Linked DNA regions of Mus musculus: region 2 is linked to region 1. A link is a contact called in ENCODE Hi-C or POLR2A ChIA-PET data. All regions are on one chromosome and are shown on one strand. The core of a region is the stretch at or near the end of the contact, and the rest is flanking DNA. Distances in the headings are between cores, read along the strand shown. Region 1 holds the start of Med31 (mediator complex subunit 31). Region 2 holds the start of Mybbp1a (MYB binding protein (P160) 1a).

What was found. A loop is a pair of places that touch in the nucleus more often than their neighbours do. ChIA-PET counts read pairs that join two places held with the same protein, here RNA polymerase II (POLR2A).
Region 2: a loop to region 1 is called in a map of regulatory T cell, with 4 times the contacts of the local background. The contact joins the promoter of Mybbp1a here to the promoter of Med31 in region 1. A Hi-C loop is called at or near these places in 10 of 37 maps with a recorded cell type or tissue (CH12.LX, ES-E14, T-helper 1 cell and 5 more). POLR2A ChIA-PET finds 5 or more read pairs at or near these places in 1 of 5 experiments (embryonic stem cell).

The regions. Positions count from the first base shown.
Region 1 is chr11:72,214,329-72,216,867 of GRCm38, forward strand. It overlaps Med31 (mediator complex subunit 31), which reads right to left and starts at 1,264. Exons shown (of 4, transcript NM_026068.2): 1 at 633-1,264. The coding sequence starts at 660. It overlaps 4930563E22Rik (RIKEN cDNA 4930563E22 gene), which reads left to right and starts at 810. Exons shown (of 1, transcript NM_001163728.1): 1 at 810-2,539. The coding sequence starts at 1,003. The coding sequence ends at 1,392.
Region 2 is chr11:72,440,054-72,442,592 of GRCm38, forward strand. Mybbp1a (MYB binding protein (P160) 1a) reads left to right here and starts at 1,274. Exons shown (of 26, transcript NM_016776.3): 1 at 1,274-1,522; 2 at 1,625-1,720; 3 at 2,347-2,430; 4 at 2,517-2,539. The coding sequence starts at 1,331.

The DNA of each region.
Region 1 (2,539 bases), core at 14-2,513:
TATATATATATATATATATATATTCACTAAGTAATGAGGCCCTGTTTCCAAAACAAAAATAGTAAAACAAAAAATAGTAAAGAAATCCTTTAAAGTTAATTGAGGAAAAAATAAGTTGAATGGGAATTTACCACCTGCAGGCCACTTTGTTAGCGGAGATCACTGGACAGTCTGTAATAGCTGTGCGGTTCCCTAAGTTGTTATAACCACAACTATCAACTGTGATTACGTTAAGCAAAATCAATGTGCTACACAAAACCGAAGCATGATGCAAAGTGATTAAACAATGGAGAGAAGGCGGTGTCCGCATTAGAATACACAGGTTATCGATATTTCGGGCAAGTTCTTGGGAGTACCTTCAGCACAGACAGTGGAAGGTCTCAGTCCTCTCCCACGGCCCTGCACGGCCCCAAGAGCCAGGGTTGGAGTAGGGGTTTGAGCAACCCAGGAGCAAAGATGTTTTCACAGACCATAGTCTGAGAAGCAGCACAGCCTTCTCCTCCGCCGGTCCCAACTCTAAGGATGCCAAGTTGAACCCGAAAGACAGCGCAGGAAAAGGGAAAAGGGAGGGAATTTCGGGGCGTAGGACCATTCCCTTGGGGTGAAGACTCGGGGTGCAAGTCACAACGTACCTGTCTCCATAGCGACGGCCGCGGCCATAACAATCAGAGTGAGGCGAACACCACCAGCCCCGACCGAACCGCGACTTCGATTGGTGAGAATCCGGAAGCCACGGCTCCTACTTCCGGTCGCGGGGCAGAGTGGGACACGAGGGCGGGGACAACCTCACTTATGGGAAAATTAGCCCCACCTATCTGTGCAGACCCGGCCGGCTGCGCGCGCAGATATCGAGCGGGGCGTGCCGGAGGACTTCTCATTTTTTAGGTCTCAGAGTCCTGCTACCTACCCCGACGTAATACACCACCCTGACGTCACCTTTCCCTGTGTGACGTGACGCAGAGCATGATCCTTGGGCCTCTTTGTCCCACCTGACCAAGGTGTATGGGCAGGATGGCCTCGCCCCTTAGGAGCAAGTCCTCCGCCCCGCGAGTGGAAAGCACCCGCCACAAGGAGACATCGACTGTCCGCGTGGAGACGTCGTCCCACCGCGAGGAAACGTCATCCCACCGCGTGGAGACGTCCTCCCGGCAGGTTCGAACGTCTTCCCGGCAGGTGGAGACCTCCCAGCGCCACCGAGAGGGGCCCTCCCTCACCCCCTCCACGAAGCGACTCCCTCAGTTCCTTGAGGTGTCCTCCCAGCACGTGGAAACCTCCTCGCAGTGCACGGAAACGTCCTCCCGCCACGTCAGGGCGTCGTCATCCCTGAGGGTGGAGACTACTGTGCACCGTGTTGAGAGCCCAGCCAGGCAGAGTGCCAGAATGGCTCGATGAAGTGCCAAAGGTCCTTAGCCAGGACTGAAGAGTTGCCAGCCAGCCATCTTCCAGGAGAACCGAGCATCTTTGGTTTCATGGAAAGAACCCATAAATCAGTGTAAGAAACAGGCTGTGGTTTCTGGGGGCTGTTAACATGTATTGACATTGCAGCACCTTAGACCATCCTGTTGTTGACCCCAGTGTGCTATTAACTTGAAGCCAGCACAGAAGGTTTCAGACTGGTAGTGCAGTATAAACCTGGCTGATGGACAATGAGATTCTTTGAGTCTCTACACCAGGTAAGTTTTATAGTCTTAGGTCACTCTAGGATGTGTTGACGACTTGAAATTTGCAAAGAGGGGCCAAACTTGTCATGATTCTTGACCGCTGGCCTGATCATATACCTGCTTGAAACCTACAGGGCAAGGTATCATCTTTCATACATTATTAATTGGCCTTTATTAATACTTATATTTCATTATACATTTTCTCATGTTGTCATACATAGTATTCCACCCACACTTAAAAAATTAAATCAGGGGGTATAGGAAAAAACAGGACAATTAATAAACAATCAATAAAACCATTAATAATCTTGGAAGGGAAAGTAAAGAAGAAGCCATGACACTTGGCCTGAGGCGTGAGATTGACAGGATGGTAACTGAGTATTACTGCATGCTAGGTAGTAGTTAGAGCATGGCAGCTAGAGCAGTGGAAAAGACTAGGATCTTCCTCTAATGAAGAGACATGCAACAAAGGGGAAAGTAAGACAACATGCTGTTGTATTCCCGCGAAGGAAAGGCTGTCTGTCTTGTGGTAGAGAGTAGGGAACTCTTTAGAGAATATGGTCAGGGAAAGCCTTGCTGATTACATTTGGTCCGAGATTTGTGTGAGTGGACAGTGAGCCATATCAGGATCTAGAGGGAAGTGCATTCTAGACAGAAGGGAAAGTCTACATTTTTTTTAAAAATCAAAGATGTTTATGTAAGAGAAAGATCAGTTAGTATATGAGAGCGTGGTATAAGGAAGAAAACAAAAAGGAGGAAGATGCCACTTCATATAGAGTCTTGGAAATCTTCTGGGATTACAGTAAAGAGCTTGAATTTTATTCTGAGATCATCAAAAGAATTTAGTGCAAGGGAGCAAAGTGCGTATTGCAGTTTAC
Region 2 (2,539 bases), core at 24-2,523, 230 kb after region 1:
CCTCCTCCTCACCTTACTGACCTCATTCCCGTAAGAGATGAGTGGCCTCTGTAGAAGAAATGTCCTTGGCCTGCTCTTAGATTTTTGCCCTGGGGACAATAGAGCCCATCTTGTCCCTCAGCTGTCAGCTCACATGTCAGTCTTGTCATGGTCTCTTAAATAGAATCTTAGAATCTATAGAATTTTCCCTTTAATTTTTTTTTTGGTTTTGTTTTTGTGTGTGTGTGTGGTTTTGGGTTTTTTGGTTTTTTTTGTTTTGTTTTGTTTTGGTTTGGTTTGGTTTTTCGAGACAGGGTTTCTCTGTGTAGCCCTGGCTGCCCTGGAACTCACTTTGTAGACCAGGCTGGCCTTGAACTCAGAAATCCACCTGCCTCTGCCTCCCAAGTGCTGGGATCAAAGGTGTGCACCACCATGCCCGGCTTCCCTTTAATTTTTTTTTTTTAAGAAAATGTTGTTTATTTTATTTTATTTTTTTTTTTGTTTTTTGTTTTTTTTTTTTTTTTGGTTTTTCGAGACAGGGTTTCTCTGTATAGTCTTGGCTGTCCTGGAACTCACTTTGTAGACCAGGCTGGCCTCAAACTCAGAAATCCGCCTGTCTCTGCCTCCCAAGTGCTGGGATTAAAGGCGTGTGCCACCACCTCCCGGCTGTTTATTTTTATGAATACACTGTATCTGTCTTCAGACACACCAGAAGAGTGGATTGGATCCCATTACAGATGGTTGTGAGCCACCATGTGGTTGCTGGGAACTGAACTCAGGACCTCTGGAAGAGTAGTCAGAGCTCTTAACCGATGAGCCATCTCTCCAGCCCCTCCCTTTAATTTTTAACAGGCGATGTTTTCACGTTTTTTAACATTTAAAAGGCTCCCTCTGCTCCCTACATTCCTTATTTTCCTCATAACTATCATTTAAAATGTATTTGTCTACTCGTTCATCAACCATCTCTTCCCACTAGAAAGGAAGTCCACAGAAGCCGCGGCTTTGTTCGGATGCACACAATAAAAGCGGAATAATAGCGGATGTCTCGGACTAGATCGCGAGCAGACCCGGGTCTGGGAAGAGATCATACTACGGCTTTTTCGTGGATTTGTTTGCACCTCCGGTCGTCAGGAACTCCTCCAGGTTAAAGGAAGAGATCGAAGCATCAGTTTCTGAGCACACGCGCGTGTGAGAACACTCTGCTCCACCCACAGCCACAAGGGAAAGGCAAGGCCGTACGGAAGCCACTTCCAACCTGCTAGGCCCCGCCCTCACTCGGACGTCCCAGTGCGCAGGCGCCGAGACCTGACCTGGAAGTGACTGTCTTCTGAGCCCACGTGTTTGGCTCAGCATGGCGGAGATGAAGAGCCCCACGAAAGCTGAGCCTGCGACTCCCGCAGAAGCGGCGCAAAGCGACCGCCACAGCCTGCTGGAGCACAGCCGCGAGTTCTTGGACTTCTTCTGGGACATTGCGAAACCGGATCAGGAAACGCGGCTCCGGGCCACGGAGAAGTTGTTGGAGTACTTGCGCACAAGGCCCAATGTATGATGGAGGGGCCCAGGCCCATCGTGGCTCTGGATGCAAGGGGGAGGGGTGGGCCCTTCAGATCACTGTTGAACACGAGGGATGTTCTTGGTTCCGTAGGATTCGGAGATGAAATATGCCCTGAAGCGCCTAATCACTGGGCTTGGGGTGGGCCGAGAAGCCGCTAGGCCCTGCTACAGCCTGGCGCTGGCACAGGTGAGACTGTGTGTCTGGCAAGGGCACGATCTCGCTGGGCAAAGGTGGCGTCTAAGGGTAGGGGGCACCGAAGCTGCGGGGTAAGAAGAAATCCGAGATGCTTCAGAGGGGATACAGGCATCCTTACTTGGGTGGGAGGAAGTGCCAAAACATGGCCTATGTACAGCAAAGTCCAGGCAGGTGGAAGAGTTGAACACGTTTTCTTTCTGATACACGTTTATCAGCTACAGAGTATTAGCTACAGTTACTGGAAGTAGTGAACTTTGAGGTTGATTTCTGCAAGGTTGGGGAGCCGCCTCCAGGTTAGGAAGGCAACTGATGACAGACCACGTAGAAATTTGTACAGCAAAAAGCAATGAAGACTAACCAGCCTCAAGGCAACTCAGAACAGGATCTTTGGATGGGATGGGTTTTCCCAAGAGGTACAGAAGCAGCCTAGGCCTTCTGAAGCCTTGATGGAGGTGGGGCTTAGCCATGTAAGATGTGGTCCCTTGAAAGCAGTAGCGCTTGTGAGGGATGGGAGGAGCACGGAGATTATATTGGGGAAAGCTGAAGGAGGGAAATGGACTTGGTCTGGTTTGTTGTCCCTGGGCCACTCCTGAGCTCTTTCTGGTCTTGCCTGGTAGCTGTTGCAGTCTTTTGAAGACATCCCATTGTGTGACATCCTGGATCAGATACAAGAAAAATACAGCCTACAAGCCATGAACAAGGTGCGTGAGATTCCCAGACAGACAACCTGCTCCTGAACAGCTATGGGGAGGGACCCTCTTCACCTGTGTTTTCAATCTTTTTCTAGGCAATGATGAGACCTAGTCTCTT